Linked DNA regions of Mus musculus: regions 2, 3, 4, 5 and 6 are each linked to region 1. A link is a loop called in an ENCODE intact Hi-C map of the cell type or tissue named here. Cell type or tissue: left cerebral cortex. All regions are shown on one strand. Region 1 overlaps Gm35239 (a long non-coding RNA gene). Region 2 overlaps Akap6 (A kinase (PRKA) anchor protein 6). Region 3 has its middle 14 kb from the start of Arhgap5. Region 4 has its middle 9.9 kb from the start of Gpr33. Region 5 has its middle 4.4 kb from the start of Dtd2. Region 6 overlaps Nubpl (nucleotide binding protein-like).

Evidence for each region. Hi-C counts contacts between places; a loop is a spot of excess contacts. Peaks named below come from ENCODE experiments on the same cell type or tissue, not always from the same donor. Only the 100,000 strongest peaks of a DNase experiment are listed, where the experiment ranks them.
Region 2: a loop joins it to region 1, with 4 times the contacts of the local background. A loop is called at or near these places in 10 of 42 quality-filtered maps.
Region 3: a loop joins it to region 1, with 4 times the contacts of the local background. A loop is called at or near these places in 15 of 42 quality-filtered maps.
Region 4: it touches region 1 in a loop (5-fold over the local background); 21 of 42 quality-filtered maps call a loop at or near these places.
Region 5: it touches region 1 in a loop (8-fold over the local background); 22 of 42 quality-filtered maps call a loop at or near these places.
Region 6: it touches region 1 in a loop (2.0-fold over the local background); 2 of 42 quality-filtered maps call a loop at or near these places.

What each region holds. Positions count from the first base shown.
Region 1 is chr12:52,636,094-52,641,093 of GRCm38, reverse strand. It overlaps Gm35239 (a long non-coding RNA gene), which reads right to left. Exons shown (of 7, transcript XR_001780617.2): 4 at 1,063-1,152. Among named protein-coding and RNA genes, the nearest start is that of Gm23296, 34 kb to the right of the region's middle. In left cerebral cortex, a CTCF peak has its summit at 3,082 (motif pointing right); DNase peaks (open chromatin) are centred at 1,885, 3,111 and 3,433; H3K4me3 peaks cover 524 bases; H3K27ac peaks cover 976 bases.
Region 2 is chr12:52,893,619-52,898,618 of GRCm38, reverse strand. All of the region lies in intron 4 of Akap6 (A kinase (PRKA) anchor protein 6), which reads right to left. Among named protein-coding and RNA genes, the nearest start is that of Gm51971, 97 kb to the right of the region's middle. In left cerebral cortex, a CTCF peak has its summit at 2,698; DNase peaks (open chromatin) are centred at 1,658, 2,743 and 4,794; H3K4me3 peaks cover 220 bases; H3K27ac peaks cover 400 bases.
Region 3 is chr12:52,499,144-52,504,143 of GRCm38, reverse strand. It overlaps a transcript of Arhgap5 not described here. Among named protein-coding and RNA genes, the nearest start is that of Arhgap5, 14 kb to the left of the region's middle. In left cerebral cortex, a CTCF peak has its summit at 3,026 (motif pointing left); DNase peaks (open chromatin) are centred at 437, 3,033 and 4,551; H3K4me3 peaks cover 1,234 bases; H3K27ac peaks cover 2,050 bases.
Region 4 is chr12:52,035,428-52,040,427 of GRCm38, reverse strand. No RefSeq gene overlaps it. Among named protein-coding and RNA genes, the nearest start is that of Gpr33, 9.9 kb to the right of the region's middle. In left cerebral cortex, a CTCF peak has its summit at 1,932 (motif pointing left); a DNase peak (open chromatin) is centred at 1,902.
Region 5 is chr12:52,008,385-52,013,384 of GRCm38, reverse strand. No RefSeq gene overlaps it. Among named protein-coding and RNA genes, the nearest start is that of Dtd2, 4.4 kb to the right of the region's middle. In left cerebral cortex, a CTCF peak has its summit at 2,626 (motif pointing left); DNase peaks (open chromatin) are centred at 2,608 and 2,967; H3K4me3 peaks cover 773 bases.
Region 6 is chr12:52,278,370-52,283,369 of GRCm38, reverse strand. All of the region lies in intron 7 of Nubpl (nucleotide binding protein-like), which reads right to left. Among named protein-coding and RNA genes, the nearest start is that of Gm40423, 80 kb to the left of the region's middle. In left cerebral cortex, a CTCF peak has its summit at 1,978 (motif pointing left); no DNase peak of the experiment used is centred here.

The sequences.
Region 1 (5,000 bases):
GATGTGGAAGCCATTTCAGATTCCGACTGTAACAGCATCTATAAGATGCTTCCCTTACCTGGAAAGCAAAGAACAAACCAACTGAAGAATGAATTACTCACATGACACACTGAGCATACAGAAAGTTGTTGACATTTATGCTTCCGTATGGCCAGAAGATCCATGACTGAGGGAAAGAGAGACAAGAAAACACCTCCTCCCATGTTAAGATGGAAGCATACTTACTCTAGCCACTCAGTTTAGTAGGTATTTCGAAAGACAAGTGGGATGGCAGGACTAAACCCCACAGGGAAAGAAACACATATGGGGTCACTAACAGAAGACTGTGACCCGGGGAAATAAAGGTGCAGCTTCCGTATTTGTCTTCTTCCTAATCTTCCTAGGGAATTCACAGTTCCCGTTGTTGTTGAAACTGGGATTTTAAGATGTAAGTGATGTTGAGATGCCATCAGCTCTTTAATACAAGGAAGACTGAAGAGAAGGGAAGAATTCCAGGTAATACAACTTGGCATGACTTTGTTAACAGGCCAAGTTCTATCTGGTCACCTGCTAAAGAAAACCATCATTACATTGGCTCTGTTTATTGTGAGGGAGTCATGCATGGCACAGCTCCCCTGTAGAGGTCAGAGGGCTCCCCTATGGAAGCCAGTTCTCAGCTTCTACCATTTGGTTTCGAAGGTGAAACTTAGGTCGCCAGACTTGGAGGCGAGTGCTTTTACCTGCTGAGCCTTCTCCCCAGCCCCTGCCTGGTCACCTTTAGCAAGAGAGGATTTAGAGCAAATTAATTCTATCAGCTCTACCACTGGGGTGAGATGGGTAGGAAAATACCCATCTTTATCAAAATTTTGGCTACAAGGCAACCCCTGCAAACTTTTGTTTCTGTTGAATTTTTTTTCTTCACTTTAATGCCTTTCTTTGAAAATATTTAAAAGTCTAAAATATTTCCCAGATGATACAGATCTGCTGAGTTCTCAGCTAAGTTGCAAAAGCTTAATGAGATCACTTCTTGAACATAATTGTAACAGTGTGTCCCATGTATGTAAATCGGGGGTCCTTCTTTACCTTCTTCATGTGGCCTTGAGGGTACAACTTCTGTGTGTGTCCATAAGACTCCAATCTCTGAGATTCTGATGGCTTCCGGTTGTTCAGAAACTGTTATCAATAACAAACAAACAAAAACCCATTTATTCCTTGGGACCATCTATTTACAATGAAGTCACCTTGTGACTTTCTGGATTAAGTACAAATTTTCTCAGCCCCCACCTACTCCGATCACATCATCTACCCTCTTTAAAGTTAATTTTAAAGTAAGTTTTAATTCAGGTTTTCTCTACTACCAATTTTCAGTTCTGGTTACATGAAGCCACCTACCATACCTGCCTCAGCCAGGGTAGGTCTTCTTTTTTCCCCTTTTAATTGTCACAGGTTGCCTGAATTAAAGCTTCAAAACATTTGGGGGAAATTCATAATGATATTCCTTAATAATAAAGTCAGTTTTATTCATTTAGTAGCTATTATTTTTTCAGCTAATCATAGATATTAAAATGCTGTACTCCTGTGTAAAAAATATTTCCAAAGCATTGTGTGTTTGAGAAATTTCAATAGGGCGACAAAGCTGGGCCTCCACACCCTGTCCCAGTTGCTTTGAGGGCCTGGCTGCCAAAAAAATCTAAGTTTTCCCCATGGGAGGAGCATACACACATCCATCCAGGAAGGGCATCCTCCTGCCAGAACTCCAGAGAAAGTAAACGACCTGAAGGACGGTGAAATCAGGCCAAGCATTTACTACAGACAAGATCCGTCTAGGAAGCAGCGACCCAGTTAGTGAGGAGACGCTACCCTCATTCCACTGTGCTTTTATTTTTGTGTTCCTATGTGGGTCACAGCACAGAAAATTCTATGGCGAATTTTCCAGGGAAAAGATGGAAGTCACAACTGAGAATTGTTGACCCCACTTTTTTTTCTCACAAGTTGTCACATGAAAGAAAAGCTGAGACCATAGGGTTTAAAAACTGTGCTTGCCCAAATTTGGAGATTTTATAGATCGGGAAACATTTGCAAGGAGTTTGATTTATTGCTACTAACATTTTCTTTGGCCAGGAAAATGAACATTTTTAATTCTTGTCACCAAAATTCCTTCCCTGAGAAAGATGTAAATGTCTACCCTACACACACCCCAAATCTCAATGACAAATCAAAGTTTGGAGTCCACTAAATTTGACCTCAGGGGACCAGAACGTTGATGGGACTTATGTGTACAGCATGAGTAAAGGGACACTGACAGCAGCCCCAAAGCAGCCACACCGCAAAGTCTTCACGCAACATGGATGGTGGCTTCCTCATAGCTGCTGGATGGACACTCCCTTCCCTAATCTACCCCAGCTTGTATGCCTCAGCCTTTCCCAGACGCTGAGGCCACATGCAATTAGAGCAGAACTGTTTGTAAACGACTGGGGAAAGTGGCCGGACGCACTACTGAGAGTTCAACGACTATCCATCACTTCTAGGAAGTGATGACAACAGCCCTCGGTGGTGCACGCTAGCAATGGGTAAGGCTTATCTCAGGAAGGCTGCAGCAGTTTGTCTAGAGGATGGTACTTTACGCCTCTGATCTGCATCACTTAATAAGAAGCCGTGTTGGCACTCAGGAGTAGGGAGACTATAATCCTTACAGAGAGAAAGAGGCTATATCTTTTCTCAGTGGGTCAGTTGGCCCTCCTGCTTACGTAGTGCCTAACTTGGATTAGATATTTTGTTTTGTGTTCACTTTAAACCAAAGCAAACAGGGAACACCAGGCAACACACTGGATCCCTGGCGTTCTGAAGCTTGAAGATGATGTGAGGACCCTTCGCGAAGCAGCCCAGGCCTGAGCTGGGAGAGCGAGCTCAACACAAGTCAGAGGAGAAATCCCTGTGGGGTAACCAGCTCCCAGCCTGTGAGAGTCGATAGGAAACCAACCGCACAGAGACTGTAGGCTTTATTATCTGCCAGCCTTGGGAGTGGGCCCGGGTGGAGAGGAAGAGGGCCCAGAACTGCACCAGCTTCTTTGCTTCTCAGCTCTCAGAACTTGCTGAGCCCTTTCCAGCAGGTGGCAGAACACTCACATAGAAAATTCCAAAACCACCCAGCTTTTTTTTTTTTTTTTTTTTTTTTTTTTTTTTTTTTTTTTTTTTTTTTTGTCTCTCAGAGGTCCTTGGTATCAGTTCTTTAAAAGTTAGCGGGGCTAAGGGTGTGCTTAGCAAGCACGAGTCTCTGAATTCAATCCCCAACGTGAAAAACATTTTTTTTTTGTAAATGCCCGATGTGTTGGAAAGGATTCTGCATATTTTAAAGCCGCACTCACACTCCACCCTACAATCCTGGTTACATGATACTTTGGTTTTCACAGAGAAGCAGAAACTGCAGGAAGAAGCATAACACAAGGAAACCCTGGATGATCAACTGCAAAGGCTTGGATCAATACCATCTCCGTGTTAGAAACCCAGCGCGTAGCTTCTGCATTGAAAACAGCACTAGTCCCAACAGAAGCTTTCACTGTCATCTGTCACCTGTGTTTGTGGAGATGCAATTATAGTATATATAAAAAAAATCATCCATGGACTTGGCATTGCCTCTTTTTAAGGAGAAAAGCTGTGCAGTTGTCAAAGTTACACAGGAGAACCACCATAATTCAGTGTCTATTTCAGGTACTACACAAGGCAGATGGCTTGCTTTCTAGGACTAAGGATCTCATTCTGCAGTGCCCTGCCCTGAACAAGAAAGGTAATGGAAAAACATCCCATACAAAAGGAAAACCCACACCATGTAGTTCTTAAAGAAGCCACTGCAACTTAGGAATCGGGACTACGACTGTGAGCTTTGTGAGTAATTTTGAAAAATAATTTGAACTACAAAAGTAAGATTAACTGTGTTTCTCCCAAACATCCAACAATCATATCCACAGTACCACTCTCAGGCCTAAGTAAATGCAAGTCAGGAAATGAACCTGAGGGGTTGGGCAATGGTGGCGCATGCCTTTAATCCCAGCACTTGGGAGGCAGAGGCAGGCAATTTTTTGAGTTCGAGGCCAGCCTGGTCTACAGAGTGAGTTACAGGACAACCAGGGCTACACAGAGAAACCCTGCCTCAGAAAACAAACAAACAAACAACCCCCCCTAAAAAACAGAAAAAAGAAAATGAACCCTAGAATAAAAATCCTAGAAACACTTAGCAGCTTGAATTTGATTATTAGATTCATACTCCCTCTTCATGCTCTCTTCTTTGCTTTTCAGGTTCAGTCTGGTCTTCCCTCATCCCCAAATAATAGGGTCCCCAAGATGTCCTATGCTCTGTACTTTCTCAAATGGTATCTGCCTCCTGAGACAACGTTTCTTATTGCTGGAAAGGACCTGGCAGGAGCCAATGCAGCTGTTTCTATGGGGAGTGAAACTTGACCCTGAGAAACAGAGTCCTTAAAGCCACAGCTCAGCACCCCTAGGGTCAGGATTTACCCCATCATCACCGTCCTGTCACCTCAAGGTTTGTCATCTTCACCATTCAAAAGTACATGGCTCCATCATTCTTTCTTTAGAAAATAGCCCTTTGGTGGACCCGGCATTTGGGATTACACTTTTTTCAGAAGAGACAGGCAGGGCAAGCAGGAGACAACATCTTGAACTATATGGGTACTTTCCATTTGAGGAATCACGCTCTGCCGGTATGTGACTCATGCTCAAAACATACAAACACCAAGGTCTAAGCTGTGGTGAGCTGATCCTTGGCAGCTGAACAAACTGTAAGCTCCATGAGAGTGGGCTCTGTTGTCCCCATTCCCATCCCCTCTGCCTCATCTCTCCATTGCCACCGTCACCACCACCTTCTTTATAGTTCCCTATCTTACTTGGATCTAGAACTTTTCATCAAAACTCTATTACTAGTAAATACCTACCATCCACTGACGCTTTGATAGCCTTTAGTTTATTGTTTGACATCTCTAGAATTTCAATTTAACCACCTTAAG
Region 2 (5,000 bases), 260 kb before region 1:
CTCTGCCATATTCAGTTTGGAGGGCAGAAAGGAGGAAACGATAAAGTACTAACTTGCTAACTGTAACGTACACCTTTGTTTCTGTCTCTGCTCCATCTTCTGTCTTCCAAATACACACACGTGGGAGGGGGAAATGACAGATTATCACCTATAAGTGACACTTTGCCAATATGATTTTCTTAAAACATTCAAGAAAGCACAATTACTTCCTTTACCCGAGTTAAAGCATGAGGGTCAGTGGAAAGCAGACAGAGCCGCTCGCTTCTTGGGAAGTAGCCAACACCTTCATTCTCCAGCTTGAAGGACGGAGAGCACGCGGTCCCGACTTACTGGCAGCATCCTTTCGTGATAACACTTTTATTCACAAAGCAAGTCAGACCAGCAAGTAAGACCCTCTGGCTCGCACACAGGCTGATGTCACTCATGACCATGACATAGAACCTAGGCTTTGAGAATGGTTTTTTCCTACCTTGTCTGAACAGAGGACAAGCGACAGTACTGAGAGACATCCCAGAGGCAAGTCTGCCAAGATGAATGTTTCCAGTATGTGACATTTACCTGACCTCATTTGACACAAATTCATACTAGCCCATGCCTAATTCTTCCTGTCTGTCACCTTTGGTCACTCTCTAGGCATCTTATAAACTCTAGCAAGGCCCCGCTCTCCCAAGACATCTGCTTCTTCCATCTTACAGTGCTGAGACTGCATCAGGAATAGTTTCCCACATCCAAGCTTGTTGACATCCAGCCTCACTTTCACGGGCCGTTAAGATTCTCTAAGAGAAGCTCATCCAGAGCCCCATGCTGGAGGAAAACACACCAAAGAATGCTTTGCACAGAAGCAAAGGTTCTTATTGCAGCTTTGTTCAATATAATTGATGCCAACTCTCCAGATTCGTTGGAGAAATCATAATAACATTAAGATTAGCATTCATGTAGTCCTCGTTCTCTGGGATTTCATAAAGCAGTCAGTGCAATGGTGTGGTAAAATATATCACATCTCAAAACTACAAAGTGCACCCAAGCACAGTGGCTCTCACCGCTAACCTCGCCACTCAAGCGGTCAAGCCAGGAGGCTCACCGCAAGCCCGAGTCTGCACTACAGAGTATGTTCCAGACCAGCCTGGGCTACAAAGTTAGATTATATCTCAAGAAATAAAATCAAACTAAAATCATAGAACTTTGATTGTAAACTTGAAGAGACTTAAGTGTTCGTAATTAATAAGTGGAGTTGTGAATAAAACTCAATTGCCCACTGTGAATCATTGGTCAGAGTAGTAGCTTTTCTATCTTTCTTCACTAATAACGGTGGTATTATCTACATATTTTATCAATCAAATGTGATAAAGTATGAAAGGAATGGCTATTTAGTATCTTTCCTGAAATTCTACAAGTAAGCAACAGAGGATATCTTTTTTTTTTTTCAGATTTGTGATTGTCTCCTTCCAAAATACCACACAGTAATGAAAAGTTGTTGTTTCATGTTTAAAGGAGAAGAGAATAATTCACTGGGGTCCTAAGCGTTGCTTTAATTGTATTTTTAAACGTGGGTCAGCAGGATAACTCAATGGATAAAAGCTGCCACACAAGCCTGATGACCTGGCTTGGATCCCAGGACCACGTCAAAAGCTGGAGATGCTGCTACCAGGCCACCAACCCCAGTGCTCCTATGAGCTGGTAGGAGGGGACTGGATAGTCACTCAGAGGTTCATGGGGTAGCCAGCCTGGAGCTCACAAGGCAGAAAAACCCTCCTTCTCTCCCTCTTCCCCTCTCTCCCCCTCCCCCCTCTCTCTCCTCATCTTCTCCTATATCCTTATCTCTCTCTCTCCTTCTTGCCCTCCTTCTCTCAAAATTTAAAATTGTCTTTAAAATGTAAACCTGAATGTCAACGGCATCTTGCTGCTGTAGTCATACGGATACCTGGGTTTCTTCCCTAGTCATGGTCCTTCCATACCAAGAAAGAGTCTACACCACACACACCACACACACACACCACACACACACACACACACACCACACACACACACACACACCACACACACACACACACACCACATCACACACACCACACACACACACACACCACACACACACACCACACCACACACACACACACACACACACACACCACATCACACACACACACACACATACACACACCACACACCACACAGATACACACACACACCACCCCCCACACCACCACCACCCCCACACATCCCACGCCACCCACACACACACACACCACACCACACCACACACACACACACCACACCACAGCGCACACACACACATCACACACACACCACACCACACACCACACCACACAGACACACACACACCATACCACAGCACACACACACCACAGCACACACACACACACACACAGACACACACACCACACCACACCACACACCACACACACACCACACACACACACACACCACACTACAGCACACACCACACCACACACACACACCACACACACCACACCACACACACACACACACAGACACACACACCACACCACAGCACACACCACACACACATACACACACACACACACACACACACACACACACACCACCCTACAATTTTTTTGAGATTTTCATTTTCACATTTATATTTGTGAACAGAACTTTTTTTTTTTTCCAAGAGAACCAGATGCAGTGCCTAGCATAGCCTCACGGTGGTGGTAAATCATCACTAATATTCTGTCAAGGCCCATGGCAAGCTTTGTAGAAACCACAGAAGGCACTGCAGCATTCCTCCTGGGAAAACAAGAAGGGATTTGTTTCTAAGCTGTGGTTCTTCTCAACCAACCTTGAACAATGACCTTGGCACGCTCAACAAATCTATCAGCAGGGTTAATGCAAGGCTGCGTTTCTCTCCTGGCGTTGCCACAACACATTACTCTGAAGACTTATTATTTTATCCCTAAAGAGAATTTTGTGGGCTTATCTTTAAAACCATTGTGTTGATTTAGAATTCTCAACTTGGATTACGGCCATAGTGTTGGCATTTAAGATAACATTTACTGCGTAACCTAACTTGATGTGCTCCCTGAGAACCGTTTATTAAATCTTTACTTCTCCTAGCCCCCAATTTTCAACTTGAAATCTGAAAATTAGCTTTTTCTCCGCTTTTTTTGTTTGTTTGTTTTGTTTTGTTTTTTTCGAGACAGGGTTTCTCTGTATAGCCCTGGCTGTCCTGGAACTCACTCTGTAGACCAGGCTGGCCTTGAACTCAGAAATCTGCCTGCCTCTGCCTCCAGAGTGCTGGGATTAAAGGCGTGTTCCACCACGCCCAGTCATTTTCTTATTTTAAGACAGACCCAAAAACGTAACAAATCATCTTTATGGATCCACAGTTATGTAGTAACATAAACAGCCTACTGCAAAACCCTTTAAAATTGGCCCTAAAGGATTACTGTGCAATTTAATTGAACATTGCGACTGCTTGAAGAACTTTAACAATTGTTATTAGTGTGTGCATATGTATGTGCCATACCACGTGCAGAGCAGTAAGGGGACAGTTTGTGGGACTGATCCTCTCCATTCTCCTTTAGTGGGTCCCAGGGATCAAACTCAGAGCTCCGGGCTTGCACGCCAGCGCCTTCATGCACAGAGCCATCCTGCCAGACCTCCTGGAAGAGTTTGTAAAGCAATAGGGCCTGATTTAATCGCTCTGGGGTAAGGTTTGAGGTTGGGGTGTTTGGGATAACCTCCAGCAGTTGTAACGAGCAGCCACAGCTGAAAATCGCCATGGCTTAGAGGCATGTCCCCAAACGAGGGTCAGATTAATGTATAGAAGCTACCAATCTTATATGCTTAAAAACCTTAAGTAGTTTCCCATCAAAGATGGCAGCTTGGTGACTTGAAGCCAAATCTTTGCCATGAATGTGTTTATTGGATCTATTTAAAAACGGCTCAGATTAAAATTTTAAAACTGAGAGATGTCACATAAAATGTAGGTTTCCTACTTAAAAAAAAAAAATCTCTTGCCGTACAAAGTCACATTCCCACACAAATGGCATCTGCAGCTGAGAGGTGTTGTCCTTTAGACATGTTGTGTAGGCTCCAGTTGAATCAGCCCACTGTCCCTCATTTATGCATCCTATACGACTCATTTCCACAATCCACCTGGTCCCTTGGATCATTGGTTTATGACCCTAGTCTAGAAGAAGCTTACACTTAGCTTCTTACAGTCATTCATTCATGTAGTCATACATTCATTAAACAGATTCATTTCGTAACTTTGCTGTGCAGATATTTGGCATTCGATTCCCTCTCTGGCCCCTTTCCTTCTAACTTCACAGTCCCCTCCTTTCACCAAGTTGTTCTAAGCAGCAGTTACAGCAAGACATATCTGTAGCAATAACACGCTGGTTCATTTCTGAAGCTCCCTGGTGACCTGGACCAATGGTGTGTGAACAGAAGAAATATGTCAAACATTCACGTCCACAGAAGAAAGCTGGCTGCCTTTCTCTCTTTCTTTCTCGGGAGCTGGAGTGAAGACAAGGTCCAGAAGAGTAAAGAGGCAGGGATGAGAGAAAAGATGGAAGGAGAGAAGACGCGGAGGCGGGAGTGGGGTGGGGGTGGGGCTGTGGGCAGAAGGGGAGTTCTCAGGTTCTCCCTAACAGGACAGTGGGGTTGCTTCACCCTTTGCATGGGGAATGGCCCCCATAGGCCCACATACTTGAACACGTGCTCCCCAGCTATTTGCTGCTGTGGTCATGGAACATTAAGGAGGTGGAGACTTGCTGCAGGAAATGAGTTTCTGGGGCTGGCCCCGAGGTTGACATAGCTTTCCACATCCAGCTTCCAGTCTGGCCTCTGCTTCCAGTTCTGCTGAGAAGTGAAGAGGCCCAGCCATGTGACCCTGTCATGAAGTTGCCTGAGGTCACGCCTTCCCTGTGTCCCTTCTAACTGCATGCCAAATGAATCCCCTCCCTTAAGCTGCTTGGTCAGGTATCTGGTCACAAAGACAATGAGAGATG
Region 3 (5,000 bases), 140 kb after region 1:
TCCCCCGCGCCCGCCGTCGCGCTGGGCTCAGTAATGGCGGCCACTCGGGCTCCTCGCGCTGACGGATCTCTCCCTCTCTCTCTCCCGAACTTTACCTCAGCATCTCTCCCGGCGCGCACCGCCGGAACGCACGCACGCGCGCGCGCGGCCGAGCGAGCGAGCGAAGCCACACACACCCGGCCGGGGGTGGCGCGGGCAGCACGGGGGCGCGCGTGCGTGCGTGCCCGCGCCGCCCGCCCCAGAATTCCCCCGCCCCGCGGCGCTCACCTCCAGACGCCTCCCGAGCCGCGATCCCGGTTCGGCCCCGCCCCTGCCCTCGTCTCCCGGGAGCCGAGGAGGCGCGAGTTGCCGCGCCGGAGGGAGGGGGCGCGCGAGCGCGCGGGGCCGCGTCCCCGCTCCAGGCCCGCTCCCCATTGGCTTCTGCCCCTCCCCCTTTCTCCGCCTCTCCCACCCATTGGCTCCCGCTCCTACTCCCTTCCTTCTCACCTTTTCCCTGTTACCCATTGGCGTGAGTGGTTTTCCTCCGCTCTCCCCTTTCTCCGCGTTCCGCTCCTCCTCCGTCCCATCCTCCACGCTTCAGGCGCCTCACGCCGAGCATGGTCGCCGAGCCTTCCCTGCCCCTCTCCCTTGCCTTCCTTCGGTATTTGGCCGTAACTCGGAGTCCTGCAAAGGAACTCAATGTTGTGTTAGCCGTTGCAAGGCATGGCTTGGGCGCCGATCGTTCCTCCATAAATCCCTTGGAGTCTTAGGTCTCTGGGCACTGAAGAATGCAAAGGAAAGAATGTGCCTGAGCTGCGTCGCTCTCCGGCACCTGGAGCCACTCAGACAGAAGCCTGAGCTAGTCGTGAGCAAGAGGAGTCCTTTCCCCGTGGGCACGACACAGACGCAGGCCCTTGATCCTGGCTATTCTTAGGGAAGTTGAGCCACACGCCAAGATTTAGATGGTTTAGGGTAGCCCCAAGGGCTCACCATAAGCTCAACTTCCAACTCTGTTTCCCGACTTTCATGATACTGCCTTAGAATACATTCGGTCTTTTTTTGAGACTTAGAAATTACGCGTTTGGGAGTACGTTGGTTGAGCTTTCTATGTATTATTATTCATCTGTGCATTGACGTGAAAAGGCAGAGAGAATTTGAACGAAGGAAAATCAAGGCCTTTAAGCTCTGAAGGAACTATTTGTGACTTTCCCAAGGTCACCCTAATTTTAAATGGAGATGTTAGAAGGAAAAAAAATAAGTAAATCTGCTCCAATTCATTGGTTCATGTAAAGTGACTTGGGGGGAGTATTTCTCTTTGGAGCAAGATTCATTTCCTGTGCTGAAAATAGTTTATCATCAGTAAATATATAAAAATGCTTTAAAATTCAAATTATTCATAGGCTACATAAGGTACCGAAGTTAGCCAAGGTTGCTTTTTAGTGTTATAATGGCGTAGCTGCTGCCATCCAGAAGTAAATTTACACTCTGTCAGGAAAGAAAACAAAAACTGCCTGTTGGTACAAATTGGTTAGAAAATATTTGTCAGTAAATCTGTCACAATATTCCAGCAGAAGATCTGTTCATTTGTTCCTTCCCTGTGTCCCTCCACGGTTCATTATTCCTCAAAGGTAAACTTAAAATAGTTTAGAAGCAGAAAAGACATTTCTAATTCCTCTGTTATTCGCTCCTTAATTTTAAGAAGTCATAACTAAAATCCTTGATTCCATCCATTGCTGCACCAGAGGCTGTGCTCTGAGGATACTTACAAACTAAGACAATAGGGGAAGCTGAGGACCATTGCAATGAAAGTGACACAGAGAAGTCAGTCAGAAGGGAAGAGAGAAGAAAATTAAGAAGAGGAAGCTCGAATCCCCTACTTAGGCTTGAACAGAATGTGGTTTTGTGTATTTTTTTTTTAAATCTTTGTACTAAAAACCCTTAAACAATGCCTGGAGCCAATTAAAAACCTTAACCTGAATTGAATAGAATGTTAAGTACTATATGGTACTCATGCTAAGATGATTCTGGAATTATTTTCTAAACAACCAGAAAATCTTTAACCATGGGTATTTAGTAACATATGAGAAGTCAAATAAATCAAGGCTCATAAAAGAAATATTAGCATTAGGCATAATTTTCAACTACAGGATCTGACACCAGGTGCAGAAACGACTTGAAATATCATTGCTCTTAATAAAGGACCCTCCCCCAATTTTACCACGGTTTACAAGCAACAATTTTCATACCTGGCATTCCTTTTAGTCCTGCATCATCTATCTTGACTTAGAAGTTTTGGAAACGTAAAACGTTGCTTACTTTTAATAGTAATCTACTCACTAGAACATATAAGTCGCCACTGCTCTTTGTCTTTGTTACTTATTTCTTTTTTAAAAATAAAGCATGGCATTCTGTAGCCATAGAAATCTTAAAATGGGGATTAGAAGCCAGCATTCTGTGACTGATAATGTCTCTATGCTTGTAGATAAGACGCACTAAGCAGTGAGTAGAGAGTGCCATTCTTAAACCTGAACGGGCGCAGCGCTTTCTGGGGGAAAAACTGAAACATTCACCCTCCCCGCCCAAAAGAGAATATTTTAAGAAAAAAAAAATGAGGAAATTGTTCTTTAAGCTCATTGGTGGTACTATGTGGGAGCTGGAATAAATATTACCCAGCCTTCTCACATCTATTACTCTTATTATCTGGAATAAAAAATGTAAATGCTTCATCTGCTGTACTGGATAATTAAAATCACCCAGAGCTTTGTTCTTCGTTTTCTTTGAAAAAAAAAAAGGGGGGGGGAGGAGGAGGGAGGACGAATAACACTCCAGTCAGGCATTTTAGGGTTTTCATTTAAATATTTGTTCTACAGACTAATAGTTCTCCAACATATCCTAACAAGAGTATTAATTTTCATGGTTATTTTGGAACAAAAGATAATACAGTCATAAAAAAATGTTATGACTCTACCCTCTCCTCTGTTGGAAATGCATGAACTATGATAAACTCACAGAAATTTACCCTACAGAAGCAGTTACACCCCCTGCTGGAAATCCCTGATCATAACAGCCTTGTCTTTGGGAGCCTCAACCAAGAACACACACAAAGTCACACATAAGACATTCTTCTTGACAAGTAGAGTCAGTATGTTTGCCTAACTGACACAAAAAGGGTTTTTGGAGAAGAGACAATCTCAGAATATTGTCTTAATGACAGACACAAAGATGGAGAAGTAATGATATAAGTGGCTGTTCTGAAAAGCACATGCAAGACTATTTTCTATTTTCCTATGGCATTTCTCAACTCATTTCCAACCCTCTTAACAGATTCCCATCTCCTCACTAGAATTCTGTCTCAGAAGTTAAGACTGCTGCTGTGGGAAAGCATGGCAAGAGGGGGCTTTGCTTCTGCAAGTGGGCAAATGATGGTATACAAGCAGCCCCTGAGCCATCGGCTGAGTTAAGATGCCTAGGGTTTCCTTGTATCTGTTTTACCGCTACTAATGATAGTTTCAGCATGAAAGGGTGCTAAGCATGTCTTGGCTGTCATCGAGGAAAATATTTTGACAAGAGTTAAGGGAGTTAAAGTAATTGTGAGTACAGGAATGGAAGAGAAGGAGAGGAATGTGTTGACCTTCCCGCCTTTCTGTTCCACTGAGCCGTGTTCTCTTGACTCTCCAGAACCGTATTTTCAGACTGAAATCCCAAAGATGCTATCAGAGTCTATCTTCAAAATGTCATATTCCTGACCCTCTTAGTCATATCTAGGACACAACTGAAATTGTCAAAGTAGTACGCTATTATAAAACAATCACTCTTTTTAGAGAGTTTATTTGTAATGCAGGCTTCTCTTAGAGTAATGACAATTCACTCAGGTCCCAACCAGTACAAGTACTTTAATTAGACAAAATAAAAAGGTCTCCAAGTTATTTCCTCTCGCAAAAGGGGGTATTGTTAGGCCATCTGGACCCTCCGTTGAGTTTTTATGAAGGATCACAGCTTGAATTTAATCAATCCCAATAAGGTTAACCCTGTAAAACTGAAATATAATTGAAAGGGTGACTGGATAAAGGACTCGGATTCTCTCCTAGATTGTTACTGTGTAAACCCCAACCCTTTGACGTGAGGAGCAGACACCTGAGTTGCTTGGCTGTCTGATCATGTGTACATCGTTTTAATTGTTTGTGAATCCTCTCTTTCTTAGTGTAGACCAGATTTAGGTTGTGAGTTCTTCTGGACAGAAATGATGAATGTAAGTTTGGCTCCATGCAATGACGGAACACATGGTTCTCTGTCAAGTGCTTAGCAAATGTTTGCTACCATGGAACACTCTAGGTTTTATGTCTTCCTGGGGTTTATTACTAGCAGAAAGATTTAGATTATATTTTGAAGTACCAGCTGAGATAATCACTTTAAGGGGGAAAAAAAGCCTATGAAAGTTGATTTTGTTGTCCTTCCCCAAGTACAGCCCACGTCTCTCCATATTCCATCTCTCTGGTAGGTGAATGAGTCACTAGCAACAAATAAGTATGGATCTGAGACACCAGGGAGCATTCTCAAGAACTGGTGTAGCATAAGAGTTTCCTGCAATCAACAACAAGACAGCTAATCACTCTGCAATTAAGGCTCTGTCAATTCTCCTTTTTATAAGCTACAGTAGATGGTAAATATTTGTGTTGCCAGTCCATGCTTATGCATTTTCCTGAGAAAGAAAAAGAAACTAAAATATTATAGTTCTTCTAGCTCAACTATTATATATTTCTAAATACTTTTTTGGGGGGACAGAGTTTTATTATGTAACATCCTAGGTTACTAGCCCTGAATTTCACCCTCCTGAGTACTGGTAGCTAGTAAGGAATAATAGTCAAATTCTTTCTGTAATTTGACTTCCCATGCCTCTGCAGTACAGCCCAGAACAGGCCTATGTCATAGGCTTTATTTCTAACTCTTGTTTCATAAGAATGACTTTTAAATAATTACTTTTTTCTTAGAAGTATTTACATTTTTAATTCTGAGATAATGTA
Region 4 (5,000 bases), 600 kb after region 1:
GGGAACTTTTGAATGTTGGGTGGCTGAAGACTTTGAGAGTCCCAGAGATGTTCTGCATGTATTTTTGAAAACAAGACTTTAGGAGGCAGCAGTTGGATGTTATCATTCAGAGTGATGGTCTGAGTGTCAAATTGACAAGGGGTGGTTAACTGTGTTGTTGTGATGGTTAATCTTGATTGTCAACTCCATGGGATGGAAAGTTGCCATGGAAACAGACCTCTGGGCAGGACGTTGAGGGAGCTTGTAGATTGAACTTGTGGAGAGAGGAAGAGTTGCCCTGAATGTGGATGGCATCATTCTGTCAAGTGGAGTCCTGAACTGAGAGAAAAAGAAAAGCAGGAGCCAGGGATCAATATTGCTCTCTGCTTCCTGACTATGGGTGCATTGTGACCAAATGCTTCCTGCTCCCACCACTATGACTCCCCTGTAGTGATGGTCAAACCCTTGAATTGTAAACCACAATAAACCTGTTTTGAAAAAGTTCCAAAGACATTTTCTAACTAAAAGAAGATAAAAACATAAGTAAGTTAGGCCTTGGAGTAGTGGCACATGCTTTCAATCCCAGGTGATCAGATCTCTGTGAGTTCAATGCCAGCCTGGTCTACAAAGCAAGTTCCAGAGCAGTCAGAAATGTTACATAGAGAAACTCTGTCTCTAAAGACATAAACAAGTAAACAAACAAACAAAACAAGATTTCAAGTAATTATGTCTTCATAAATTCATATATTGATATGGATTATTCATATGAATTATTTAAGATTAAAGAAACTTGCAAATAGTTGATTCCATCTAACTATTTTTAACATTGATATATTTATGATATTAAGTATTAATCATCAAGTGGATATTAGCCCAGAAACTTAGAATACCCAAGATACAATTTGCAAAACACAAGAAAATCAAGAAGAAGGAAGACCAACCTATGGATACTTCATTCCTCCTTCGAATAGGGAACAAAATACCCATGGAAGGAGTTACAGAAACAAAGTTTGGAGCTGAGACAAAAGGATGGACCATCCAGAGACTGCCCCACCCGGGGATCCATCCCATGATTAGCTGCCAAACGCAGACACTATGGCATATGCCAGCATGATTTTGCTGAAAGAACCCTGATATAGCTGTCTCTTGTGAGGCTAGGCAAGTGACTGGCAAATACAGAAGTGGATGCTCACAGTCATCTATTGGATGGAACACAGGGCCCCCAATGGAGGAGCTAAAGAAAGTACCCAAGGAGCTGAAGGGGTCTGCAACCCTATAGGTAGAACAACAATATGAACTAGCCAGTACCCCCAGAGCTCGTGTCTCTAGCTGCATATGTAGCAGGAGATGGCCTAGCCCGCCATCATTGGGAAGAGAGGCCCCTTGGTCTTGCAAACTTTATATGCCCCAGTACAGGGGAAAGCCAGGGCCAAGAAGTGGGAGTGAATAGGTAGGGAAGCGGGGGTCGGGAGGGAGTATAGGGGACTTTCGGGATAGCATTTGAAATGTAAATGAATAAAATATCTAATAAACAAATTGAAAAAAAGTATTAATCATCAAATACACTTACTGTGAAGTGCGGGGAAATTGTTTTGATGGTATTCATATTAAACTACCTGCCACTGTCCCCACCTCTGAAATCTGCAGCATTTAATTCTCTCTTCACTCACCCAATTCCACAGGTTAAGTTTTTGTACTTGTTCCTTAGTCAAAGGCACAGACTAAACCAAAATATAACCAAGCCAATCAGCCATGCACCACTCTATTAAGTTATTTCCGCAGGATTTCACAGATGCAAGCCCTCTCCTATCAGTATTGTGTTCAAGGCTAATGGCCAGCCTTGAATCTATACTCCACAGTCTGCACATTCCATTGCTTGCATTTAAATCACCTGTTGTATGTATGAAATTTTTGCAAAGCTTTTCTTGTTTCTCCCTCTAGTGGTCAGTGACTTTCATTAAAATGGGAAAAGTGTGTACAGTGGTAGTAATGTGCGTGGCATGTGAGGAGAAACATTCAATTTCATTGTGAAATGTGAACCACAGCTGAAGTTACGTCTAACAGTATGGAAAGTGATTTATTTGGGAAAATTTCTTTAGATGCCATATATACTCTCTCGATGAATCCTGTCTGTTGTTATATTAGTAATTGTTTAAGTATATGCTACATCATTAATTCCTTGCTCAGAAATGCACTGCTTTAGGGGCTGGAGAGATCACTCAGCAGGTTCTACTCTTGCAGAGAGCCCAGGTTTCATTCCCGCAGCCACTCGCAACCATCCATAACTTTAGTTCCATGAGATCTGATGTCTTCTTTTGACCTCCAAGGGCACTAAGAAAACATGTGGTATACATACTCACATTGAAGGCAAAGCATTCATACACATAAAGTAAGATACATACATGTAAAAAGGGTAACGTTGCTTTAATGCCTACATGAGACTCTGTCAAAAAGAAAATGAAAACTTTTCCTTAATTAAGTAATTCTTAATTCTCCCTCCACCTTCCACTTAAATTAATCAGTGTTGACTCTTGGCTCTTATATTATATTCCCCTTTCAACTTCTGATTTTATTGCTTACTCAGAGTTATGAAAAATTGTTTAAATTTTTAGAAGCAACATTTAAAACTCTGTGATAGTTCATCAAATAGTGAGATGGTCAAATATGAAAAGCTACAGAGGGAGTTCTGTGTATATGAAAAATTCTGGCTGCATATGTGGAATGGTGACCAAGTACTTCTGAACAGAAGATGGTTTTAATTTTTGTTAAACATGGTAACTAGAGGCTCATCTCAAAAGAGCACACCATGAAACTCAGGGAATAAGGAAACTTGTCATGCTTTGCCAAGATCAAAAAACAGTACTTTTGTTTAAGAAGTAGAAAGGCCATCTTGTTAAAGACAAGTGAGTGTCCTAGTTTACTGTCTATTGCAATGATAAAACACCATGACCAAAACAATTTGGGAAGGAAAAGGTTTCTTTCATCTTACAACTCCCAAGTCACAGCCAAGGAACCTGGAGACAGGAACCGAAGCAGAAACCATACGCTCTTACCGGCTTGTTCTCGATAACTTGCTCAGCCTGCTTTCTTATATCATCAGGTTCCATGGACCCAGAGATGGCACACCCCCACAACCTGCTGAGAACTGGACCCACCCACATAAATCATTAATCAAGAAAATACCATAGATGCAATCTTATAGAAGGGTTTTCTCAATCGTTCATTTTCTCAGATAATTCTAGCTTGTGTCAAGTCAACACACACACACCAGGACAGTGGTCTTCCAACTTCTCATCCAAATTAATTAGGCCCCTTCTGAGAACAAAGAGGACACTACTCACAACATGAGCTCTCCCAGACAATTTGTAATGTGATCACTCTAATAATCTCCGATCATTAAGATAATAATTTATGCACTTCATTAAGAAATAAAGCAAGTTAAGGTAGCTCCTTTATTAAGGAGGTCATGGCAAATCACATAGGCATGTTTACTTATTGTAGGTTGAAGTTTGCTTAGGGACCACTGAAGTACTGAAGACCTGTGTTCTTCAGATTCTTTCTGTAGGGTGACAACATTATTTGTTTCCCTGGAGCCTTCTAAGTTTTAAAACTGAAATTCAGATATTTAAGAACCATCAGACCCAGGAAAACCAAGCGCACTAGTCAGCCTTGACAAGTGGGTAATGTGGAGGAAGGGGCATTCACAGTAATCCCTTGTCTTTCACCAAAACTGAGCCAGCTCCTCCTGACTCTTCTGACCCGGCCCGTCTGTCCCAGATGGCTCAAGGCACTGCCTTCATCCCAAGCATTGCAGTGACTATGAACTTGTTGCTACTGAACATTCTGCTTCCTATACTTCTTCTGCTCCCCATCTGTCAGTCACACCTTTTCCTCTCACAAAGAGTTCATCAAGTCCATAGCTCTCTGGCCTAGGCTTTGTGTTGGCATGGAAAGACCTCCCTTATTATCTATATCAACTTTTACAGATCTCATTCTCATTCTCCTTTCTGTGGTGGTTTGAATGTGTTTGCTTGGTCCTTGGAAAGTGACACTATTAGGAGGTGTGTCCCTGTTGGAGTAAGTGCATCATTGTGTAGGTAGGCTTTGCTGTCCTATGCTCCAGCTCCACCCAGTGATGATGAAACCCTCTCCTGGGTGCCTGCAGAGCACAGTCTCCTCCTGGCTGCCTTTGGATCAAGATTTAGAACTCTCAGTTCCTCCAACAGCACCATGTCTGCCTTCACACTACCATGCTTCCCGCCATGATAATAATAGACTGAACCTCTAAAACTGTAAGCCAGCCCCAATAAAATGTTTTCTTTTATAAGAGTTGCCTTAGACATGGTGTTTCTTCACAACAATGAAACCCTAAGATGCTCTCTTACTAAATAAACATTTAGGAAGAAATTTTTTTTTAAAGTGACTTCATCTTCCAAAGATGGTAATGGTTCCTAGGTGATTTCTATGGGCACCTTACCATACTTAGGTCAAGCTGACTATGGAAAGTTGTTACTACAGTGTAGTGACAATTTTGGAATTTTGGTTTTTTTAAAAAACACAGAAATATTATAAGAATATGTTTCATTTTAATCCCAGGGTAATGTGGAGTATGGAGCTGCTTCAGATGTTCTACAGCAGCTGACTATGACTTGCCTCATGCTCTAGTAGGGGCATGATTTTGCCAGCTGCAGATAGTTTCTGCAACTGTGTGACATTTTTAGTTCTGGGGACTCTTCAAAGGGTATATAAATGATAGGGCCCTAAGAGTTGGTGTGGGTTGTTGGTTGGTTAGTTGGTTGTTGCTCGTTGCTATTGGTTGGAGTTAAGTAGTCCTGCATAAAAAAGAAACAAGAAGAAATTAGATATCCTGACTATGAAGACCAAACTTACCCTCAAGGAACTCAAAGCCCCTAATCAGCAGGAAGTGATCAAATAATAACATCACCCCTTTATGACCCCTGACTTTATTCAGGGGCCTCTTTCCTTTCTTCTTTACCCTTTTTTATCTTCTATCTTGTGAG
Region 5 (5,000 bases), 630 kb after region 1:
CGACTGCTTACTGGTCCCATCATTCAACTCTCTTCGGCCACCCCTCTAAACTGTGCCATCTGCTTCCTGTCAGGACAGATGCTCTGAATTTCTTCCCAAACCAAGATTTCTTCTGCCATTGCATAGAATTTGTTTTATATCGTATAGTGAACATAGAACGGTTTCTTCCAAAGTCCCTAAAGTCACTTTCATGTGTAGAAACTTCACAGTCAATCAATCAAAGTCTTGGTTTGGCCTTTCACTTTTCAAGAAAGGAAAGTAAACATGGGTGCTGGGGAAAATCGCTCAGTGATTAAAATCAGTGGCTGCTCTTCCGGAGGACTTTGGTTCAAGTCCTGTGACCCACATGGTGGGTCACAACCATGTGTAACTCTAGTGCCAGAGGACCTGATGCCTTCTTCTGGGCCCTCAGGCACCAGACATGCACAAGGTGCACAGGCAGGCAAAATACTGGCACATATTTTTTTTTAAAAGAACAAGGAAAGAAGAAAAAGTAGCCTCGCTGTTTGCTCTTTTGATCTCTAAATAATAGCATCTCTGATCAATAATATAGAATACTCTACATCTCTTGACAGAGCCTATCCCTGGAGTTATCCTGCTATGCAGTACTTCTCAAACACCCAGGTGAGAGAATTCCTTAGGACACTGTGAAGTAAGCCAAGGTCACAGACGAATCTTTAGCAGAGTGCAAATATCTAGAGAGTATACTAGACCTGCCTTATCTCTGAGGACTTGTTTTTATTTGGGAGTTGGATTGAGACTTTTTTTTTAATCAAGAGACAATTTAAGAAATTTCCCTAAACAATCTGATATCACATTTTCTTTTTTTTTTCTTTCTTTTTTCTTTTCTTTTTTTTTTTTTTTTGATATCACATTTTCTGTAAGGACATGGTTGAGTGGATTTCTTGTTTTTCATTGTTAGTACTTAGGGTCATATTTAAGTGTTCACTGCAGAAATACAGGGTTTTTTTTCCTCCGTCCTTTGCTCTGATTCTTCATCCACCGAGCACCACGCTAACGTCTGTCATCACACAGGGCTTTTGAGTACTTCCTACAGTAAGCTAATAGAGGCAGTCTATGCTCCCGTATCCTGCGCTTGGAGGGTGAGATGTGCCAGTCGTGCCCTATGTGAGATTTTCCACTCCCTGTCACGGCAGTACATCTTATTATTCACAGCTAAATTAGAATTCTGATCCTACTCCAGTGCTCTATGTGTTTTAGTTCACATGAACCAATTTCTCATCACCAATTCATCTTCCTAAGCACTGATAAAGAAAACTTCTCTAGGCTTTGAAGTGGAAAGGCAGCGTCCGTCTGCTTTCTGTAAAACGTGGGCACCTCTTCCAGCTGCACTTCTTCTTAGCACAGCTGTCGGTAGAGCTGCAGGGAGAGGCTCACTTTGGAGAGAAATCATTGGGAAACCTCCAGTTACTCTGAGCACTAGGAAGCAGATTCTGTTTCCTGTCCACATCTTTCCTTCTTCAGGATCAGGAAGCTGGGTATCAACTGCACAAGATCTTTTAGAAGATGTTCCCGGGCCTCTCATCTTTGTGAACTACTTTTGAATGCTTAAATGTGGGATGACCAAACCGAATGAATTAAGCAACTGAAAACAAGTCTCCATCAATTATTATACCATCACAGGGGATATAGAATTCACACACAATTGACATTATCCATACGGCCCCTTTTAATATTGTAGCTGTTTGAAAATCATTCTTGTCCAAAAAGTAATTTCTTCCTTCCTTTAAAATAATACTTATTTTTAAAAATTGTGTGTGTGTGTGTGTGTGTGTGTGTGTGTGTGTGTGTACATGCATACACTAAATGTGTACTGTGCGTAAGAAGGCCAAAAGCGGGCATTAGATTCCCTGGAATTGGAGTTACAGGTGGTTGTAAGACACCATGTGGGGGTTCATAAACAAACCTGGGTCCTCCCCAAGAGTAGCAAGTGCTCTGAACCACTGACCCATCTCTCAGACATCCAAAAGTAACTTCTTACATGTTCACAAGGCAAAGCAGGCCTCCAGCCATTGATTGACAGTCTTCCTCTAAAGCTGACTGATGCTTTGTTTTCCCTCTAGCTCTGAAGTAAATTGTCCGACCTGCTTCACCTGGACATTAAATGGGATGCCCATGACTGCTTGACTTTTGGAAATTAAGATGAAGGACTGGGATGGAGTTGGTTGGTAGTTGGTCAGTTGTCCAGCTTGCACGGGCCCTGGGTTCAGTCCCCAGCACCACACAAGGCAGGCGTGGTCAAGCACACCTGTGGTCCCAACACTCAGGAGGTGGAGGCAGGAGGATCAGGAATACTATCAAGAGTTCAGGGTTATCCTCTGATACATAGTGAGTTGAGGTCAGCCTAGACTATGAGACCATGTCTCAAAAAGCAAGGTGTCCCTATGAACTATATCAAAATTCCAGTCAAAAACTACCATCTTAACTAGTAAACGTACTCTAGTGTAACCTTCTAATGCAATTTAATTTTCTTTGCTCTTTATTGCCTTATTCAAATTTTGCTATCCTATCGCCTGCATGTCCTACTTCCATGAATTCTTTGTGGGAACAGTTTTTACAAAACACAGAAAGTGCTTTCTTTAATGTCTACTCCTTACTGCCCTCTGCAGGCAGAAGAGAAGAATAAGTGGCCAGATTTTTTATTTTTTTTTTTTTAACTCACATTCTCAGCCTAAGAGATTCTCACCCAATGGCAAAGTTAAAAGTAACTGGTGATTTTTTTTTTTTGAGACACTAACCATTAACAACCAAACACTATCTAAGCACAGAAATGGCTTCCCGTTGCTCCTTGTTGCACAGAGACCCCGGAGAACTATGCATCCTACTGGCAACAGCTCCTCCCATCTCCGGCACTCACATACGAATAAACACCAAAGTCTTCAGTAACTCCGGATCACAGCTTGGGTCTCTATACAATGTTCCTTTCGATTTGTAAAACTGGAATCTGAGTGGCAGCGTTCAGACTCAATAGTTACAGTGACATACAGGTGCAGGCATGAAAACTTCAACTTATGAATACTACACAAAAGACAACCAATGTGGGAGCCCCTGTAACGCAGCCACCAGAGATAAAGTGAGATGTTTCATTTTCTTTTTACTGAAAGTGTTAGGGAGGCTGCAAGATAACTAGCCAGCAAACCGCTTCAGTTTGTATACAAAGGCTGCTGATTATGCATGAGTTTCTTTTTCTCTACTTTGTATGGACAGCGGCACCGTCAGTGATGTCATCTAAAACAACAGACATGAATATATTGTGCCAACTGAGCCCAAATCAATGACCTGAGTAATGCAATCAGGGTACCACTATTATTTGCCCACTAAACCCTCCGCGTCTGTGAGAAAGAAATGCTAATCCTATGCACTTTCACGGAATAGATTTCGTGGGAAAGAAAACCAAGCCCTGTTTACTTTTATTTACATTCTAATAAGTTCTTAAGGAAAATGGACCACAGGATTCGATGTCATTGGGAACATCAGGAAATGTTGCAGGACTGTGTAAGTACCAAATTCAGTTACTGGTGAGCGAGCACACTCTGAGATAAGAATATTCCTACCAAGGATATTTTCTAAAGAAATGCTCTCCTCCATTCAAAAGGAGGTTTCTCCTGCCTGGGACTGAGGGGTTGGTGAGTCTGTGGTTCTTGTGAGGAGCACTGTCAGTCCAAGTAGCATGACTTCTTTTAAGATATAGAGATAGAAATTAAATATAGATTCATGTATATGTATATGATGTATGTGTATATGTATAAAAACAGTTATGCTTATTGTGTATAATTTTAGGTAAATGTAAAATCATAAAATCACAGCATTCCAAGGAATTCCAAAACAACATAAACTATTATGGCCCTGGATACCTCTCAAAGGCTGAAGGAAAGTCTCTTGCTGAAGACACTTTACATTTAACACACAGGACTCAGACCATTCGAGCTGGATCTGATCTAAAAGCCTCCTTCCTGTGGCTAGCTTCCATGCTACCAGACAACGCTACACAAGCTGCCAAAGGAGGGAAGCAATTTTCAGCCCCACCCAGCAATGACACCTATGAACCACAACAAGGACCAGCAAGGCAAGAGAGCCACAAAGACACAGTAAACGGCACTCCCAAGTCAGTTGTAACTAACAGCTGTCTAATTGGATGCAAAGCCCACTGGACAAGAGGTAAACCATGCCTGTTACTAGAACCTAGCCAAATTCCCCAGGGGTAGTGAGGTCAGGGGTCTTAGAAGAGAATCTACTACATAGCATAACTGTGCTAGCGCAACATAATTTCTAATCCCATTCTAAATTGTATCCTTATATCCATGGGTAAATGTAACTATCACCACTCATCATGGAAGAGTCTCTTAACAGCCAATGAGAATTGTCACAGAGAACCACAACTGGACACAATTTGGAGATCAAAGGATTGTGGGAAGCCCGGCCCCATCTACATCACTTCACATTTATATCATAGATGCTCTTGCATCTATCACTCAAGGAACATCTCAGAAGAGGAAGCAGAAAAATTGGAAGAGTTAGAATACCAGGATGTCTGCTTACAAAACAATCTCTCATAGAAGCTGTTGCATAAAAGAAGCCTGAACAAAGGCAATAGGACATCTCAATAGAGTCTACCCCTAGACAAAGAACTGCAGGCAGCTAATGACTGTACAAAAAGAAAATTAACCTCTCCTATGAATGTCACCCAATACAAAGAGATCAGCTCTGAGACCATATACACACAAACAGCAAAAACACACTCAACAGGTTATATTCGTATATTTTTACATGCTTAATGTAACTATAATAATCGAAGAAAAAAGTTTATTATTGCAAGTGAGGAAAAATAAAAGAAGTTGGGGGAAGAGACTTGGGAGGGGTTGGGGAAGGAAAGTGATATAACTACATTTGAATTAAAATGTGTATAAATGAAAAGTTAAAATAATTTTTAAAAGTAATTGGTTGCCCCCCAAAAAATGCATTCACATAGCTTATAAACA
Region 6 (5,000 bases), 360 kb after region 1:
ATTGCCAAGGCAGAAAAGCAACCAATAGTGCTATTCAGCACAACAATGGCTGGATTGTCAGGAGATGCACAATAGTACCACGGTGGCACCTTTACCCCAGGGGTCACCAACACTTGTCTAACTGGATTTAAAGCCCACTTAATAGGAGGGAAATCAACCTACTATACACCTAGTCAATTATCCAAAGCTAGAGATGTCATAGGCCCAAGAAGAGAGCCTACTACTACCTTTTCCCCCAAATAATATAATTTCTAACTGTATTCTAAATACTTATCTTAAGTCTTTCCAAATACATGTAGCTCTCACCCTTTATCAAAGAAGATTCTCTTTGCAATAATGCAAGTTACAGAGATCCACAACTAATCAGTATGTAGAGAATTGGTGACTATGGGGTCTCTGACCTCAACAGATACATCTGCAACACAACCCCTTGCACCTAAGGCTCAGGGAAACTCACCAAGAGGGGAAGAAAGAGTATAACAGCCAGAAGAGCAGCCTGCTGTGAGACAGTGTCTTCTATGTATGACAGGGAAGTACCACCACAGTCCTCAATACGATGGTTACTTTAGAGAGCATACAGGCAATACCAACCGACATCCCAGCATGGATGGGAAATTCCACATGGTCTTCTCCTAGATGGAGACCTACAGGTGGACAACACTTGCTATTGCTCAGAGGCACATACCCGAGTTTCTAGTCTCCCACCTGATGGATGGTGAGACCCTCCTCCTCACATAAGCTCCTGGCATGACGCCTACTACCTCAAAGTAACACTGCCAAGGGAGCCCAGATCAGAGGTCAAGCATATTGGGCTACTGAAAGCTCGGGCGTTTACAATCTAAATTCATGAGCTAAACAATTTCTTTTCTCTATAAAGTACACAGCCTTGTACACTTTGTTACAGCAAGGGAAACAGACAAACAGAATAGCCAATTGTATTTATTTTAAACTTTTTAGCAACCAAACTAATGAGAAAATACCCTGCACAAAATGGGCACTTAGCAAAAAACTGAAGATCTAAAACTACTTGTGCTCATTTTCAAAAACACCTATCTTAGATTAGCACCGCATGAAATTTTAGTAATTCTTTAAACCAGACGTCAAGAGCTCTAACTTCTAGTTTTGTTAATGTATTCTATAACTCTACAATCTCAGCATATAAAATGGACCTATTTACACTGGCCCTATTTAACTAAAAAGAGCTGCTCATTTTAAAAATATATCTATATAAGAGATATAAAAATGTTCGGTGGCATTATTTTGATTGCCACGAGAGTCTAGAGAAAGATGAAAGTGATTTAACCTTAACCATTAGCATCCATTTTATCAGAGTTCCTTTGTACCTACACTAGAGCCATTCAAACCTTACAAGGATAGCAATCACTTTTCATGTCACCAAATGTCACACAATGTGTAATCTACCACAGAAAGCACCAGACAGGTTTATAAAGATACTTTGGTATATGATGTTTTTTAAACAAAAGCATATACTGCATTTTTAAGAATTAAATTCTTGATCCCATCACAGTTTAGGGCTTACTAAGGTTTTGGTCCTTTTACAGAAACGCCCTCTTTTATTGTTCCGAAATTTCAAGCATTTCATATAAGTAACCATTTCAAATACTCCTCTAATAATACTCAGAAGTTATGAAAAATGTAACATAGACAAAGCTTCCAATAAAATGACATTTTAGTCTTTAACCAGTCTACACATTATCATCCAAAAATGTAAATTTTAAAGGAATCATGCCAATTTTTCTCTTGTGATGAATCTCACAGCTTAAAATACAATCTCTTAACTTGAAACATTCTACCCTTGCCTTTCTACATGGCAATCCTCAATTTTTTATAGTTTAATACACACGAAGCAATAAGAGCTGTCCTAGACCACACTCTTTGTATACCATTACAAGTGATGTCACTTCTGTTCTCTGATAGATCTGATAGAACCTTGTGCTCCCTCTACTGACTACAAGGAAATGTTATCAATAGTAAAAAGAGTGCTTAGTTTGCAAAAGATGTCATTATTTTGGGTGTTAAAAGACTCAGGGATCTCATCAAGAATTCTCTATTCACTTCCTAGGTTAAATATCTAGTTGTATAATGTTGTTTAAATATACTTTTCAACTTGAACCTCTTAAAGGTTTTGATCTGCTGAGATCTGCCACCAATGGCTAAGTCTCTGGTAGATCCTGGCAAATATGTAAATACCTTACAGAGCAATTACTTAGACTATGGTCCTAATTGTTAAGTCATGTGACTATTTAGAGGCAGATCCATAACTGCATGTCTGGATTTAGGTCACAGTTTGGAGCAGTTAAACATTTAAACCCAATTACTCCAAGTTAGCTGATCATCATTACAGAGGGGTAGAACTACTCAACTGACCAGTACAGCCTGTGGGGCACAGATTGTATCTCACGCCTATGCTTGGCTGACAGCCTCAGCTGGGAGCATAAGCATGGACAAAGCCTGCTCCAAAACATGCCTGCGGGACAGCACTGCATCTTACAGCTTGTGAGCACTTTAACATACAGCCAACAGCGGCTCAAAGGACATGAGTGTGGCCCTCATGCTCATTGCTACCAATTCTACTTGACTTACTAAGATACACACAGCACCAGAGAACCAGCATACACTGCAGATGTAGCTCAGGGGCAGAGTATGTGCTTAACACACATGAGGGCCTCAGTTTGAGCACAGCACCACAGGGAAAGGAAAATAGAAGAGCCACTCAATTAGTGCTGGTTTATCATGACGTCAAGTGCGTAATTGTTATTTACTGTAAAGTAGACTGGAGTCATTATTGCTAACTCTCCTACATCTTTTGTCACATCTGAACCTCCCGAATTACATCATCAGGGGATGCCCACTAATATTAGTTATCAAATTAAGTAAAATGTGATTTAAACCTAAATCCTTCTCAATTGTGCTCACAGATCACTTTGAAATATAAGTAATTCTTAGATGAATCACTGCTGGCAGCTTTATGCTTTCTTCAACCACAGATGTTTTATTAATTTAAGCATTACCAATATTTTGCTAACCTTGGAAATAAATTTTGCAAGCCAGGCATGGTAACGCATGCCCGTGGTCCCTGTAGAAAGGCAGAGACAGGAACCTTCCCACAGGTTTACAGTCAGCCTGTTCTACCCAGTGAGTGCTATGTCAGCCAGAGTTGCATAGTGAGGCTAGAAACTAAGTAAGGGAGAAAGGGAGAGACGGAAGAAGGGAGGGGAGAAGGGCAGGAAGGAATTCTGTTAACTGATATGAAAAAGAACTGTCAAAGTTGTAATGGATGCAAATCTACTACTTCAAAGTTACTGGTAGAAGAGGATGTTCAACTCTATCACTTCTTTACTAGTGGAATCTGGACACAAATCTAATACACAAGAGATGATGGGCTTCCAGTCACTTCAGTAACTAACACTACCACCAACTAACCAGGGGACAAAGCTGCACTCCTGACGAGCTGTGGGAACAGAGGAGGTGCCACAGATTCTGGAGTGTAGGATGGACCAGATAGCATGACTGTGTGCACTTTACCTTTGTCTGTCTCTTTCACTCATTCTCTTCCTTCCCACCCCCTCATTGCTCCTCACATCTTCTTATGAGCAGTAAAGATAAAATCCTTACTCCTTGATCATGCTTATTGATCAACCCCTTGGGAAGCTTAACTGTTGGACATATATTTCCACCACCCAGAAAGCTCTCATTTGCCTGTAAGCATCTGTCTACAATTAAGGCTAAGATTAAATATGTTGTATCTTAAGTTCTGTTAAATACACATGTGTTTCAGAATAGAACAAACTTTCTTTTCACCTCTTTTCCTTTTTAAAAGAGTGTCTTAGTTCTTAGTTCAGGCTAGATTTGAACTCGTGATTCCCTGTCAGCCTCCTGACACATGGATCACAGCATGTGGTGACAGTCCTGGCTCTTATCTTTGTGTCTGCTCATTTCTGTGTTGTGAGTCTAACTGAGAACCTTGTGAGCTAAGCAAGCTCTCTACACTGAACTATTTCCCAGCTGTCACATCAATTTTTATTCTTTCTTAAAAAAGAAACTTCAGATGAGGGGCTGGCTGCTCCTGATCACGCTAACATTTACTAACCAAGCAAGCTTCAGAAGAGAGAGGAGTGAGGCCTGGCACTTTTCAGGGGAAGCCTTTGGTTCCCTACAACATAACCCCCAAAAGGTTCAGAACACCATCCAGATTTTCATCAAGCCTGGAACATCATTTATATTGTGGGACTTGTGCTCTGCCGGTGTTTAATGGGCTTCCATGTAGATTTTAACGTGGATCTGACCATACATTGGCCGTTAACCTACTTACTGAACACTAAGCCATAGGAATTTTAACTATCAAGCCATGAGGGAGAAGTCTCAAAAGTTCCTAAACAACAAAATAGAATGGACTATTGTCAAAAAGTGTCTGAAACAAGCCCGTGTGAGACAAGCACCTGAGAGAAACTCAAGGAATTTAGACACCTGTCAGTGAGTTGGCTCACACTAGTGATCCTGATTTAGACACCTGATATTGGCTCACACCAATGATTCTAAAAACTGTGTTAGAACCATCTGCAGATGTTTTCCAAATCTGGGCTCCTTCTTGTAACAGTATAGAAATGTATTCATTCTTAGGCTATTTCATCAAATTGGTAACTGATGTACCATAACTTATACTTGCAATGTATGTTCAGCCAAATAAAATAGCCCTAATTAACTTTGTTTCTTTCTCTTGTGAGACTATGCCGGAGCCTAGCAAACACAAAAGTGGATGCTCACAGTCAGCTATTGGATGGATTACAGGGCCCCCAATGGAGGAGCTAGAGAAAGTACCCAAGGAGCTAAAGGGATCTGCAACCCTATAGGTGGAACAACAATATGAACTAACCAGTATCCCCAGAGCTCGTGTCTCTGGCTCCATATGTAGCAGAAGATGGCCTAGTTGGCCATTATTGGGAAGAGAGGCCCCTTGGTCTTGCAAACCTTATATGCCT